Regions from separate parts of the Homo sapiens genome. Here region 2 is linked to region 1. A link is an interaction called in ENCODE POLR2A ChIA-PET data of the cell type or tissue named here. Cell type or tissue: GM12878. All regions are shown on one strand. Each heading gives the region's core, and the rest is flanking DNA. Links, peaks and the distances in the headings are about the cores only. Region 1 overlaps MTHFD1 (methylenetetrahydrofolate dehydrogenase, cyclohydrolase and formyltetrahydrofolate synthetase 1). Region 2 has its middle 50 kb from the start of PLEKHG3.

Evidence for each region. Peaks named below come from ENCODE experiments on the same cell type or tissue, not always from the same donor. Only the 100,000 strongest peaks of a DNase experiment are listed, where the experiment ranks them.
Region 2: POLR2A ChIA-PET joins it to region 1 with 9 read pairs; 2 of 35 experiments call an interaction of 5 or more read pairs at or near these places.

The regions. Positions count from the first base shown.
Region 1 is chr14:64,441,576-64,448,434 of GRCh38, reverse strand. MTHFD1 (methylenetetrahydrofolate dehydrogenase, cyclohydrolase and formyltetrahydrofolate synthetase 1) reads right to left here. Exons shown (of 28, transcript NM_005956.4): 20 at 6,270-6,381; 21 at 6,033-6,172; 22 at 3,701-3,742; 23 at 118-218. Among named protein-coding and RNA genes, the nearest start is that of AKAP5, 20 kb to the left of the region's middle. RefSeq lists an enhancer at 2,798-2,847. In GM12878, for the core only: a CTCF peak has its summit at 2,681; a DNase peak (open chromatin) is centred at 2,744; H3K27ac peaks cover 2,499 bases.
Region 2 is chr14:64,649,556-64,658,647 of GRCh38, reverse strand. No RefSeq gene overlaps it. Among named protein-coding and RNA genes, the nearest start is that of PLEKHG3, 50 kb to the left of the region's middle. In GM12878, for the core only: no CTCF peak of the experiment used is centred there; a DNase peak (open chromatin) is centred at 4,249.

The DNA of each region.
Region 1 (6,859 bases), core at 1-5,000:
CACAGGCTATAACCAATAGCAGTAACTGAAAAACAAAATAAAGCTAAAAGCAGTGCTGTACAATCAGCTCCAGGAGATTTTCCACATTCATCCTTTTCGCTTACACTCTACACTTACTTGAATGCATTCACGGCCACTACTACTGGAATTCCAAACATTCTGGCATTTTCAATTTGTTTCTTCAAGTTACTGAAGCCTTTTTCAACCAGCTCCAGGTTCTGTAAAAACAACAGTGAAAGGCCTATGAGATCAGAGAGTTGAAAACCACTGCAGGTTCTTCTTCAAAGGCAAACAACCTCCTTGAGCCAGCAGCCACTCACTATCAGGACAAGGAGGCCAAGAAAGAAGAGAGAAGGTCCCTTGGTGCATTTTTTCCAGTGCGGTGAGTGGATGCTATGGAGAACTGCAGCTTTCACTCCAGCCTATGACACTAGAGTAGAGCTCTGCTTGTTTCCCAGCCTTCAAGAAAAAAAGAGCTGGTATGTTTCCTGTCATTATGCCACATCATTATAGCTTATTTGCTGTTTGAAAGGAATTAGTTACCCTTACCCAAATTATATTTACCAATTGTGTTTATAGATTTTATGTATTCATAGGGTTATGATAATACAAATTAACTCTACTCTGCACAGCACAGACCCTTCCATCAGAAGACAGAGCCTAACAACATAGTGGCTGGCACAGAAGAGGTATTCGTTATATGGCTGCCGTAAATACTGCCAGGAAATATGAAGTAAGCAGTGATGTTTTCAAAGGTTTTAATGAACTCGACCGTGAACGAGGGCAAGAAATAAGATAAATACTATCTTTAGGAATCAGGCCAGTGGCTGGGCCCAGTGGCTCACACTTGTAATCCCAGGACTTTGGGAGGCTGAGGCAGGAGAATCCACTTGAGCCCAGGAGTTTGAGACAAGCCTAGGAAACATAACAAGACCCCATCTCTACAACTGAGAAGTTAATTAAAAAAAAAAAAAAAAAAAGGGCCGGACCTGGTGGCTTATGCCTGTCATCCCAGCACTTTGGGGGGCCGAGGCAGGTGGATCACAAGGTCAAGAGATTAAGACTATACTGGCCAACATGGTGAAACCCCGTATCTATTAAAAATATAAAAATTAACTAGGTGTGGTGGCAGGAACCTGTAGTCCCAGCTGCTTGGGAGGCTGAGGGAGGAGAATCACTTGAACCCCAGAGGCGGAGGTTGCAGTGAGTTGAAATTGCACCACTGCACTCCAGCCTGGTGACAGAGCAAGACTCTGTCTCAAAAAAAAAAAAAAAAAAAAAAAAAGAACTGAGCTGGATGTGGTAGCTCACACCTGTAATCCCAGTACTTTGCGAGGCTGAGATCGGAGGATCACTTGCACCTAGGAGTTCGACAGCAGCCTGCCTGGGCAACATAGGGAGACCCCGTCTCTACAAAAAATTAAAAAATTAGCCTGGTGTGGTGGCGTGTTCCTGTTCTTCCAGCTAGTTGGGAGGTTGAAGCGGGGAGACTGCTTAAGCCCAAGAGTTAGAGGCTGCAGCTATGATCACGCCTCTGCAGTCCAGCCTAGGTGACAGAGTGAGACCCTGTCTGTAAAAAAAACCCCAAAAACCGGCTGGGCGTGGTGGCTCATGCCTGTAATCCCAGCACTTTGGGAGGCCGAGGCGGGTGGAACACGAGGTCAGGAGATCGAGACCATCCTGGCTAACACGGTGAAACCCCGTCTCAACTAAAAATACAAAAAAATTAGCCGGACATGATGGTGGGTGCTTGTAGTCGCAGCTTCTTGGGAGGCTGAGGCAGGAGAATGGTGTGAACCCAGGAGGCGGAGCTTGCAGTGAGCCGAGATCACACCACTGCACTCCAGCCTGGGTAATAGAGCCAGACTCCATCTCAAAACAAAACAAAACAAAAAAACCCACCAAAAACCAAGTACTACAAACTAAAGGGAAGCAATTAAGGAAATGTATCTTTAAGTATGTTTACTGCAGCCCTGCTTGTAGCATTGGAAAATTATAAACATAAACCTCCTCCAAGGGGGACTGGGCCAATGAATTATGACATATACACTCAATAAATATTTATCATGCAGATGTTATGAAAGTGAGACCCATCTGTGTTAACATGGAACCTGTCCAAGATGTACTAAAGGTGCAAAACCATGGAGAGCTTAATTATTCCATTTTAGGACAAACACAAAAATACATGTATATAATTCATGAAAAATTTTTAAATGTCGAGAAATATGCACCGAACTGTTAAGGGGACTCAACTCACATATATTACATTCTTATAATGTTTAATTATTATTTTTTACAAAGGGTATATTACTATTGTAGGCTTAACAATACATTAAATATTTTAAAAATAAAAGAGTCTTCTATAAAAATACATATACTGAATCATCGAGCAAAACCCAGCACTAATGTTTGTTGATCCCAAAAAAGCAGAAATAGGTAGGATAAAAGGTGGAAAACAACTAGGTTCATTATAAATGTGATTTATGCTTTTTTCCTTTAATAATTGAAAACTGAGATTATGATTTATTTGAGCTTCTAAAGAACACTGCTAATTCTTTACCTCTAGTCACATGAAAACCAATTAATATGTAACGCTGATCAAGAACAGTTTTAAATAAGTAGAATTTCTTAAATGAAGACACCAGCTGGGCCAGCTAGGGGCAGTCACTGTAATTAGACACAGGAAAGGCTGTGGGGTGGCAGGAGGGCCAGAACTGTGAATTCCCCTCCTACGCGTGAATCAGACAAATGACCATAAAAGGCAAACCATAACTCAGAAGACAGGCAGACTGAAGGTACCAGCAATTTTTTCTAGCCAGTTTTGAAATACTTCATTTGGGGCCTGAACAGTGACCCTGTATTGCTTGATAATTTAAAAGCCTTCCAAAAAGGCAGAAAAATTGAATTAGCAGTGACAGCAGGTGACCTTGCCACCTTATCTGATGGCCTGTCTTTCCTGTAACCACCCCAAACTGGCTTTAGAGATGTTTCTTTGATGGTAAATGACATAAATATGAAAAGATTTGAGCTCACAGTTGTTCTCTAGCCTCCTGTTTGATGCTATAAATATCCAGGAAGCTTTGTCTAGAAAAACAACCAGAATCCTGACCATATATCTTGGCCCGTTAATATGGATTTAAATCGGCAGAGGAGAAGCCATTTCAAAAAAGGTCTCTACTTGCTTCTGATCTGAATGGCATTTGGAACTTACCCAGCCAATGCAGGGAAGACAATGGAAGGGAACTGCTATTAGTCTAGGACAGGGTTTCTCAGCCTCACACTCCGACATTTGAGCTGGATAATGTTGTAGGGGCTGTCCTGTGCATTAAAGGATGTTTAGCCAGCATCCCCAGTTTCTACCCACTAGATTCCAGTAGCACTCCCCACCTCCAGTTGTAATAATAAAAAAAGTCTCTAGACATTGCCAAATGTCCCCGGGGTCAAAATCAGCTGTTGAGAATCAACCACTGGTCTAGGGCAGTGGCTTATTGACACCCTATGTGGGACAATTCTATTTTGTGAGGTACATCTTCCCTATCTACTCATTTAATATAACTCCTCAGCACACTGCAGGCCTTTTGGCACCCTGCACCCTGGGTCACAGCAATAACCCATTCATTTCCACATGGGCCAGGTGGAGAAATGCTGATTCAAGGTGTGGTGCTTTCTAGGACACGTGATGAGAAATAACTCAGGTTACCTCCTGTATGTAAGCCTTGGGAAGAGGCAGTCCAGCAGTGACCTGGAAGGAAAAGAAACAGAGTCAGAGGCATTTCCTATTTAAATCTCCTAGCTTAAAATGGTGCTTTTCATGTGTTAAAGGCAAGACGCTGCAATGCTTGCAGGCTGTACAGTAGTATAAGATTATTTCCTGCCCTAAGGACTTAGGGTATGTGACCAATCACACAGCACAGAACAAAATCGACTGCTTTGGGCAGCGTGGAAGACCTCTATGACCTGAATTAAGGAGGTGAGAAGGACCGGATCGATGGCAGGAGAGGTGGAAAGGGGTGTACCAAGCAGGTGCAGTGACTCGAGTGAAGGCCATAGCAGTGGGGTTGGAAGTCAAGGGGAGTGTGGGGAAAGAGGAAGCGGTCGGGCCTGCGGAAGTCACCCTGGGATGTCTGTCGATAGAGCCCGTGATGAGCCCTGCCATGGTTTCATGAACTGGTCCACAGTGCCAACCTAGCATTGGTGGAGCTGAACCGTGGTGCAGGGTCAATACAAACAAGAGGGAAAACAATACAGAAGGATTTTCTTTCTCTTTTGTAGAGTATATCTAAAGGATGGAGGTGTCTGGTGCCTCCCCGCCCCGCCCCCCAGCCCCCAGTCTTGATCTATGCCGTGGCTCAGCCCTGCTGCATCCACAGAAATGAGCAAATGGGTGAAGGTGTCCATTTCATGGGCCCCACCATGGGCAGTGGATAGTGATTAAGAAGCTCTGCCCTCTTCCATTGCAGTGAGACTATGTGCTCCAACTCCAGAAGGGGCTGTGTGGAGGCAGAGCAAGAAGCAAGGACCTTACAGGTAGCTTCCCGTCAGCAAGCTAATGAGAGCAGGAGGCCTACTCTCTTGACAGAGCCATATGTGCAAATGTTCCCCTCCATGCACAGCATTATGGGACATTATCCTGACTGTGAGGTCAGGAGGAAGCAAGGAAAGGAGGTGTGATGGTGTGAGGGTGAGTGAGGGGTGTAAGAGAGAGGAATGTTAGTTGTGACTGGGAAAAAAAAGGGAGTCTATCCTGTGCTACTAGCAGAAAGGAGTGTGCTGGGTTGGGAGTGCCTTTGGCACTCAGGGATAACTAAGACTGGATAGGGGTGCTGGGGTTGTTATGGCAGCATTCCCAGTGTGCTCCGGGGACCCAATCCTTTGAAGGGGTCCATGAAGTCAAAACTATTTCCATAAGATTCTGTAACATCTTATGGCCCTTTTACTCTCATTATCATTCTCTCATTGAGCATATAATGGACTTTTCCAAAGGTTATGAGACATGTGATGTCACAACAGATCAAGTGCTGTCTTCAATTAAGCCAGACCCAGAGAAGATCTGAAAAATGTACAATGCCTAAATTTTGCTGGGAAAAGATAATGCATTTTCATGTTTACAAAGTTCTTTATGTTTACATGTAACTCAGTTTTAATTTCTAATATGGTAAATATCAATAGCTATAACCCATATGAACAAAAACTCTTTTAGGCTCTCAATAACTGTCAAGAGTGTAAAGAGGTTCTGAGGCCAAAACAGAGAACTGCTACATTAGGACAAACCCTGACCAAAACAAATTTGATTTTTATCCTGTAGGCCAGGGAGTCCTTATTTCCTAAGTTATAATACAAGCTCCTGGTGGACAGGAATTTAATAGTTTTTCAAATGATTTCAGAAAACCTAGCACCATGTCTTTTCATGTAGGCCCTAAAGAAAAGGTGTTAAAATACTAGGATAAAAAGTAGTAGGAATTTCTAAGCAGTAGGAATTCAGAGAAATACAAAATTCAGGCTGGAGGTGAGGATGAGCCAGTCTCCACCTGTTTCTCTGTTACCCAGGGCAGCCCTGGGCAGATCTGCCATTCTCCTCTCCCCCACTCCCTCCCTAGGGTGTGGAGGCCCTGTCCAGCATGAACAGTATACTCAAGAAGGGGCTGACCTCTGTCTCAGCTAACTGGTTTGGTTGGCTGGTTGCCAGTGTCACTATACAGAGGGATGCAGATTTAAAAAGAACAGTCTGAACGTAAAACAGTTTTTTGTGGGGCTAGCCGAGTACACGTCCTTGGAGGGGTTTAGATATTGTCAGATGTCCTCCGAAAGGTAGGCCAGGCAGCCGATTTTGGCCCTCTTAAAATGCTGAGCGCTGACGGTGCCTGTGAGTGATAAGGCAGCCAACACAAGGGCTGTCTGCCCGTCCCTTGCTTTTGCTGCCTGTTAATCACGAGGATAAGAGCAACTCAATGAAGAAACAGGCAGAAGTCATCCAACTTCCTTTTGGCCGTCAGCACACTGCCGATAATCAGATACTTCAACCCACCACTCACCGTGGGGCCGCCCCCGTGCATCTTGAGAGCCCTGACAGTGGCAACAAGCACCACCACGTGGGGGCAGAGGCCGGAATACCGGCATTTGATGTTAAAAAACTTTTCCATTCCAATGTCTGCTCCAAATCCTGCTTCCGTCACTGTAAAGAGGAAAGCAACAGTAAAAATGCCATCCCAATTCCCCTGATGTTAAAAGAAACATACAGTCTATTCACTGGTTTTGCAAAAAACACTAACCTACAAACCCTTCTGGGCCAACAAGCTTGAGTGCGATCCGGTCTGCAATGATGGAGGAATTGCCATGTGCGATGTTGGCAAACGGGCCAGCATGGACAAACACTGGAGTGCCCTGTGGAAACCAGGACACCGTGAGCTGAGCTGCCAATCCTGCTTCAAAGTGGGATCACACATTCAACGGTATGGAATTGATTTGGAATCGGAAGGAAGAATACTTCCCAGAGGGAAAATATAAAGTCATCTCTTTTATTTCAGTAACGTCCCAGTCACAGGTGTGAGGAAGAATGAGAAGAAAGAGATGAGCAAGTGGAGAAGGTCTTGACTACCCAGGTTAAGTGTGCTTAATTTTTTTTTTTTTTTTTTGACACGGAGTCTCGCTCTGTCGCCCAGTCTGGAGTGCAGTGGCGTGATCTCGGCTCACTGCAAGCTCTGCCTCCCAGGTTCACGCCATTCTGCCTCAACCTTCCGAGCAGCTGGGACTACAGGCGCCCGCCACCATGCCCGGCTAATTTTTTGTATTTTTAGTAGAGACGGGGTTTCACCATGTTAGCCAGGATGGTCTCGATCTCCTGACCTTGTGATCTGCCCAC
Region 2 (9,092 bases), core at 2,003-7,002, 210 kb before region 1:
GTGTATTTACAATCCCTTAGCTAGACATAAAGGTTCTCCAAGTCCCCACCAGACTCAGGAACCCAGCTGGCTTCACCCAGTGGATACCGCACAGGGGCTACAGGTGGAGCTGCCTGCCAGTCGCGCCGTGCGCCGGCACTCCTCAGCCCTTGGGTGGTCGATGGGACTGGGCGTGGTGGAGCAGGGGGCGGCGCTCGTCGGAGAGTCTCGGGTCTCAGGTCGCACAGGAGCCTACGGAGCGGGGGAAGGCTCAGGCATGGCGGGCTGCAGGTCCTGAGCGCCGCCCCGCGGGAAGGCAGCTAAGGTCTGGCGAGAAATTGAGCACAGCAGCTGCTGGCCCAGGTGCTAAGCCCCTCACTGCCCCGGGCCGGCGGCTCCAAGTGCGGGGCCCGCCCGAGCCCACGCCCACCAGGAACTCGCGCTGGCCCGCAAGCACCGCGCGCAGCCCCGGTTCCCGCCCGCGCCTCTCCCTCCACACCTCCCCACAAGCTGAGGGAGCCGGCTCCGGCCTTGGCCAGCCCAGAAAGGGGCTCCCACAGTGCAGCGGTGGGCTGAAGGGCTCCTCAAGTGCCGCCAAAGTGGGAGCCAAGGCAGAGGAGGCGCTGAGAGTGAGCAAGGGCTGTGAGGACTGCCAGCACGCTGTCACCTCTCAGTAACAGTAAGAAGAGAGAGGAGGACATCTAATTCTGGAAGAAATGTGCCCATTCGGAAACTACCTTGACCGATAAGAGCAGAAAGCCCCGGAAGAATATTCACCGGACTTCTCTGGGGGAAGGATTACAGGTGAACTTTCACTCTTTTGTACTGTGTGAATATTTTTAAATTAACATTTATTATTAGAATAATCGTTTTTCTGATTTGAAAAAAGGTAAGACATGGATTGAAATAGAGTCACAGGGTCGGGCATGGTGGCTCACTCCTGTAATCCCAGCACTTTGGAAGGCTGAAGTGGGCGGATCGCTTGAGGTAAGGAGTTCGAGACCAGCCTGGCCAACATGGTGAACTCCCATCTCTACTAAAAATAGAAAAATTAGCCGGTTGTGGTAGGGCGGGCACCTGTAGTCGCAACTACTCAGGAGGCTGAGGCAGGAGAGATGCTTGAACGGGGAGGGGGGTGCAAGGGGGTGCGGGGGGCGGGAGTTGAGGGGTGCGGGGGCGGGGGGCGCTAGCGGAGGAGCCAAGATGGCGCCACTGTACTCCAGCCTGGGCGACAGAGTGAGACTCTGTCTCAAAAAAAAAAAAAACCACACAAAAACATAGAGCCACAGCCTCTCAGGAGCAAACTGAGTTTCTGATTAATTTCAGGAGCCTGGAGATAGAAAATCTGTTAGGGGAAAAGTTACTCCCTGCATTTGGTATTTGGTTCCCTCTTGCCTTTCTGGCTGTCTCTGCCTCTTTCATAAATCCAAAGCCTCCTGGAGTCTTCCCAAACTCGCCCAACTGCTGACACACAGATGCAAACACGTGCAATTCAGCCCTTCATGATTTCCAGTCAGATTTCGTTATTAAGCAACTATTTCCTTGCTCATTTTCTCACCTTTCTCTTTCACATTACAGAGAGCCAATTTACACACACACACAAAAGCTTTCGACAGAAGCACAAAAAACAGCCTACTTAAATGTTTTATTGTGGTAACATACATAATATTTATCATTTTAACCTTCACAATTCAATGGCATTAAATACATTCACAATGTTGTATAACCATCACCACTATGTATACCAAAACCTTTTTCATTATTTTTAACAAAAATTCTGTACCCATTAAATAATAACTTCTCTTTTGGCCCTTCCTCCAGCCCATGGTAACCTCTATTCTATTTTTTTTTCTACAAGCAGACGCCACTACGTCTGCCTAATTTTTTGTATTTTTGTAGAGACAGGGTTTCGCCATGTTGCCCAGGCTGGTCTCAAATTCCTGGGCTCAAGCCATCTGCCTGCCTCGGTCTCCCAAGGTGCTGGGATTACAGGGATGAGCCACCACGTCCCACTTTCTATCTTCTTTTCTTTTCTTTTCCTTTTTTCTTTTCTTTTCTTTTTTTTTTTGAGACGGGATTTTGTTCTTGTTGCCCATGCTGGAGTGCAATGGCACGATCTCAGCTCACTACAACCTCCACCTCCTGGGTTCAAGCAATTCTCCTGCCTCAGCCTCCCAAGTAGCTGTGATTACAGGCACGTGCCACCATGCACAGCTAATTTTTTGTATTTTTTGTAGAGATAGGGTTTCACCATATTGGCCAGGCTGGTCTGGAACTCCTGACCTCAAGTTATCCACCTGCCTCGGCCTCCCAAAGTGTTGGGATTACAGGTGTAAGCCACAGCACCCGGCCTTCTATCTTATTTTCTGCCTTACGAATTGGCCTATTCTGGGTACCTGATATAAGTGGGAATCATATAATATTTGTTTTTCTTTGTCTGGATTATTTCACTAAGCATAATGTTTTCAATGTCTATCAATATTTTAGCATATATCAATATTGCATTTCTTTTTTATGGCTGAATACTATTTCATTGTATGAATATAGCACATTTTGTTTATTCATCTGTTGAGGGACATTTGGGTGGTTTCTGCCTTTTGGCTATTGTGAATAATGCTGCTATGAACATTGTGTACAAATATCTGTTCAGGTCCCTGCTTTCAGTTCTCTTGGGTATATACCAAGAAGTGGGATTGCCAGGTCATACAATAGTTCTATGATTAGCCTACAAAAACAACTCACTTTGGAGGATTAAAAAAAAGAATAGCTTTATACTCTCACTTTATTTCATATCTTATGAAATCTTTTTGAGGTGCTTAGAAAAATACACACCATAAAAAGAGATAAAGAGTTAAAGGGGCCGGGCGCGGTGGCTCAAGCCCGTAATCCCATCACTTTGGGAGGCCGAGGCGAGCAGATCACGACGTCAGGAGATCAAGACCATCCTGGCTAACACGGTGAAACCCCGTCTCTACTAAAAATACAAAAAATTAGCCGGGCGTGGTGGCGGGCGCCTGTAGTCCCAGCTACTCAGGAAGCTGAGGCAGGAGAATGGTGTGAACCTGGGAGGCGGAGCTTGCAGTGAGCCGAGATCATGCCACTGCACTCCAGCCTGGGCAACAGAGCAAGACTCTATCTCAAAAAAAAGAAAAAAAAAAAGTTAAAGGAATTGGGGCAAAGGGAAAATAAGGGTAAGAGCTTCCCAGTTAGTGCTTGGGCAGGGCAGATCAGCTCCATCAGAAAACAAGCGCTTGGGGCACACTGCTAGCACTTTCAAAAGGCAGCTTCCAATGCAGATGATTCCAATTCTACACCTTGGCCAAGCTGCCTCTCCAAATGGAGCAGGGCACGTGGGCTTCACTGTATACGCAGACCACGTGGAAGCTGACACCATAACCTTACCCACCGCAGGCTTCTCATGCACTCACAAACCTTCAGCTGGGCCGGTCCTTAGAATTATCTAGGGCAACCCTCTTGATTTCCAGATGACGAAAGTAAGGCTCAAAGAGGTTAAGTGTCCTGCGGAGACACACAGAGCATGTAAGTAGCAGAGCTGATTCACACCCATGTGTCCCACCGACAGCCTAGTTTCTCCGGGTTACCACACCGCCTCTCATTGCCGTAAGTCAGCTTCCCTTTACTTATTTGGGAAACGTATGGGCTGTATGAAATCATTATGTTCTCATTCTTTTTAAACTGTTCCAGTAGTTATGCAGTTTCAAGGTTCTGAAGGCTAAAAGTACTATTATGTGGTATTAAACAAGGTAGACATTAACTGTGACACGGGAGGGATGTCACAAATCCCATTGCTGAAGCTGAAGCTGTGTTACTTATTTTAGAAAACTTTCCATTAGTTGACTTCCCAAATAGAAGTGTTGCTTCCTGGTTTCCCTTGGTGATTTTTTAAATTGTGCTTAAACATGAGTGTCCAGTTGAGACTACATGCAATTCCAGCATAACCAGGCTTGGTAATGACCAGAGCTATTAACCTGTGATGGACCTTGTATCAGCCAAATATTTACCTAGCTCATGCTCACAACAGGTTGGTGGGACAGATCCAACGGCTCCTACTTCAGCTGGGTTTCCGTTTGGATCTTAATGTGAACACAGCTGCTTGGTTTTATTTATGTACATAGATTTTTCTGACATATTTCATCCTTTCCTAAACCAACTACCCTCGGAGACATTGCAACTTGCTCTCTTGCCTCCATGAGTCACCTAAAAACACACTGGTGGTTTCCAGGACTTCCTCAATGTCTTTCTAGCTGTGTCTGGTGTAAGCTTATGGGCTTTCCCTGGCACAAGTTTGACAGATCTACTCACTCATCTTTAATTCAGTTCTACAAACACTGCAGATGTGGTAGAGGATGGTCGTGGGCTCTAGAACAAAACAGCCCTGGTCTAAATCTCAGCTCTTACTTCATAACCTCCAGCAAGTTACTCAACCTCTTCATGCCCCATTTTGTAATCTAAAAAATGGAAATGATAATATAACCAACCGCATTAGGTGATTATGAGAATTAAGAGTTACTATGCGTATCAGCCCTGGAAGAGTGTCTGACACATGTTGTGAATGCTCAGTACATTACTGACAAAATTCCTGCCTACTCCAAGTCAGGCATTGCCAGGCTTTGGGGATATAAGGGTGAATAAAACACAGATCCTGCTTTCAAGAAGCTTGTTCAGAGAACACACACACACACAAAATATACAGTCCAGGCACGGTGACTTACGCCTGTAATCCCAACACTTTGAGAGGTCGAGGTGGAAGGATTGGTTGAACCCAGGTGTTTGAGACCAGCCTGGGCAACAAGCAAGACCCTGTCCCTACAAAAAATTTACAAATTAGCCAAGCATGGTGGCACACGCCTGTAGTCCTGGCTTCTCAGGGGGCTGAGGTGGGAGGATCACTTGAGCCTGGGAGGCCAAGGCTTCAATAAGCCATGATTGCACCACTGCACTCCAGCCTGGGCAACAGAGTAAGACCCTCTCTCTCTCTCTCTCTCTTTCTCTCTCTCTATACACACACACACACACACACACGCACACACACACGTGTATGTGCGTGTGTGTGTGCATGCACGTGTGTATGGCAACATTACATATTCTTATCATGGACTTTTATTTCTTGATTTTTTTGGAGGTGGGAGTCTTGCTGTGTCACCCAGGCTAGAGCGCAGTGGTGCAATCTCAGCTCACTGCAACCTCTGCCTCCCGGGTTCAAGCGATTCTCCTGCCTCAGCCTCCCAAGTAACTAGGACTACAGGCATGTGCCACCATACCTGGCTAATTTTTTTTTAATTTTATTTTTAGTAAAGACAGGGTTTCACCATGTTGGCCAGGCTAGTCTCGAACTCCTGACCTCAAATGATCCACCTGCCTCGGCCTCCCAAAGTCCTAGGATTACAGGCGTGAGCCACCATGCCCAGCCTATCATGGACATTTTAAAAGAAGATAGTAGCATAGCATTTTTGTGTTTCATATGGAAACTTGTTGCTATATTATTACCACTGAATACCAGCATTTTCATCTAGAATTTGTTAAATGTCTCTATCCATTAATTCACCAACATGTATTGAGCACCTGCTGTATTCTAGGCACCATACTAGGCACTTAGGATATACATGTGATACTGACACAAAATGTTAGTATATCATTCTTCACTGCCTTCCCTCTTCCTACACTTCCTAGGCCTCACTCAGGAGTGCCTGTGATTGCCTACCTGGTTCTTGGGGCTTCAGGGTAAGTGGGAGGGTGGAGAGTCAGGAGAGGTTGATTCGATCTATATAACGGAGGTGGCGAGGGGGTAACAGGAGAGATGTGAAAATTTCAGTTAGTTTGAAAGAAGAGATTTGGGGAAGCAATTGCTGTGATGAGAAAACTGGGAAAATTGAAGAGTGAAGAGGAACTTTTGAACTTCTACTGGGCATTCTGCAATGTCTTTCCTTCTTCCCATACTTCTTCGGTAGAGACTTCAATGGCTTTTCAGTGCTTTTGGATGTCAAACTGGTGCTGCTTTTGAATATGATGCCATGCTGTAGCAGCCGGCTTCTGAGAAAGCCCTCAGTGAGCCTTGCCTCCTGATGTTCATGCTCTTGTGTCTTCCCCTCCCACACTGAGTTGGGATGAATTATGTAATAATAGGATATTGCAGAAAAGAAAGAGTTGAACTTCCAATGCTATAACCCTCACTGTGGCTTCCATCTTGCTCAGTTGGATCACTTGCTCTCTGGTAAGTCAGCTGCCATGTTGTGAGGATACTCAAGCCTTCCCATGGAGAAGTCCACTTGGGGAAGAACTGAGCTCCCACCCCCACTCCCTGAGCAAGCATAATTTGCCAGCGATGTGAGTGAGGCTACTTAGAAGTGGATCCTACAGCCCTGACCAACATTGTGCTATGGCTTCATGAGACCCCTGAGTCAGAACCACTCAGCTAAGTCATTTCCAAATCCCCAACCTGTGAGAGATAAAAAATATTCACTGTTACTTAAATCTCCATGTTTTGGAGTAATTTGTTACACAGCAGTAGATAAGCAAAACACTGGCCATTAGTTGGCCAACTTTACTGAGGTTACCCAAATATAACCTGAGTTTCCCAGGCCACCTCAGCCTATGGGAACAATAGGGGACACAGCAAGAATAACACTCAGATTCCATGGCTGGGCACGATGTCTCATGCCCTTAATCTCAGCACTTTGGGAGGCTGAGGCAGGAAGATTGCTTGAACACAGGAGTTCAAGATCAGCCTGGGCAACAGAGCAAAACCCCAGATCTACAAAAAAAATTAAAAATTAACTGGGTGTGGTGGCACACACTTGTAATCCCAGCTACTCAGGAGGCTGAGGCAGGAGGATGACTGACTTGAGCCCAAGAGGTCAAGACTGCAGTGAGCAGTGAGTGTACCACTGCACTCCAGCCTGGGTGACAGAGTGAGACCCTGTCTCATACAAAACCCCAAAACTCAGATTTCACTGGCTCTTGCCTTATCTGCTGAAGCCAGACCTATACCTGCAATCTTCTGTTAATCAACCATCCCACACATCCCACCCCCATAGAAAAATAAGAAGTATGTTTGTGAATCATGAGAAGAGGGACCAGTCTCACGTGTATGTGTGTGTGTGTGTGTGTGTGTACAAGACTGTTCTCCCTGAGTGCTGTTTTGCTCTCTCACCCAGTACTTCCTATGGTTTTCAAGATACCACCATCTCCTGCCAGGAGATGGTGTTGCCACTGGAACTCGTGCCCCTGCCAAGCACCAAAGTCTCCCATGGGCCATGGCCCACTTTCCAGCTATTCACCCTGCAGAACTCACTGGACCAAAGCTGGAGCTGCTCTATGTTGAAGTGGTAGCAAGATGCTTCTCTCCTCTCCAATGCACTGCCCTTGCCCTGGAGGTCTGTAGAGATTTTACTGAGATCTCACTTTTTACTCACAGCCATCTCTCTCCTTAGGTCTCAGACATGTGTCCACAGGTTGGGCAGGGACAGAATAAAAATATTTATATGTTGTCATCAGGATTCTCACTAACCTTTAGTGACCCAGAATTTGTGACTGGGCTAGGCTCAACATGGCTACAGGCAGCTCTAGGCTCATATCATGTCAGTTTGGCCATCCTAAGGAGGGAGAGGACTTCTTGCTTTAGAAGACGTAACTCCCAATAAAGAGCTCTGATTGGCTAGGCTTGGGTCTCATGCCTGCCTCTTGGGCTGAAGTGAGGGGGAAGAAAGGGAACTGTGATTGGCAGCCTCATCAGGATCACCTTCCCCAAGGGAAGGAGGCCTGCACTAACCCTCAAATGTGGGTAGGTAGCAAGGGAGGGGGAGAAGCTGGTGGATAAAAACAACAGCTTTCAGGCTAGGAGCAGTGGCTCATGCCTGTAATTCCAACACTTCGGAGGCCAAGGTGGGAGGATTGCTTGAGGCCAGGAGTTGGAGACCAGAGGCCAGGAGTTGGAGACCAGACTGGGCAACATAATGAGACCCCTATCTCTACAAAAATAAAAATAAAAATAAAAAAATTAGCTGGGTGTGGTGGTGCAACTGTAGTCCCAGCTACTTGGGAGGCTGAGGCAGGAGGATCACCTGAGCCCAGGAGTTCAAGGCTGCAGTGAGCTATGATCATGGCACTGCACTCCAGCCTGGGCAACAGAGCAAGATCCTGTCTCAAAACACACACACACCCCAATAAAACAGCTTTTTGCTGTACCCCCATTTCCAGACCTGCTTAGGCAGCAGTGGCCCCAGCAATCCCAGCCATTCAAGGATACAGTCGCTGCCTCTGCGGAGCTTGCTGCACCCAGACTCAGGCTCAAGTGCAGCACCTTGTTTGACTCGTCCAGTGCACACCTTCCTGAGACGAGTTCAAGGGGCGGGCTGCAATGACTTCTGCACCTACATTATCATCCTTCTTCTAAATTCCCCTGAACGTTCCCCTCAGAGTTGCCTTCCCCTGATTCGCCCCCGATCTGTTCCAATTCTCCAAAAGTTGCTCCCACAGAATGAACTAAAAAAGCATGCGCAGATGCATAATCTCCAGCCCAGTCCTCAGCTTTCTCAATCAGCTGTGGTCATTTTAGGTCGGGGCGCTCTGGAGCCCAGGTGTTATCAGTTCACGTAACGCAGGTGTGGCAGCCTCCCCCTTCCCACCTCATCCCTTGTCCCTTTGAGGTGAGCAGAGAATTGCTCTTTCCTGACCAGGGACATCTTCTCTGCTGACCGCAAACTATCAGTCCTGTGCTGCCACCACCCCCGATGACACAGGGGCTGTGACATTTCACCAGTGTCCCTTTAGGATGCCTGACGGGGTTTTCTCTGTGAACCTGCCTTGCTATCCTCCCCAGGGGGCTGAGGTGATGTCAGCCATCCTTTGTGGATGGCCAGGTGGTTCTTCGAAGATCCGGTGCCGTGGGAGGAGCAGGAGTTTCAACTACACAACGCTGTCATCGCCTCAAAAGCAACATAAGGGGAGAGAGTTGCTGCACAAGCTGCCCAGGGCTGCAATAACAAAGTACCACAAACTGGGTGGCTTACAACAGACATTTACTGTCTCACAGTTCTAGAGACAGGAAGTCCACACTCAAGGTCCCAGCGGGGCCATGCTCACTCACTCGGAAG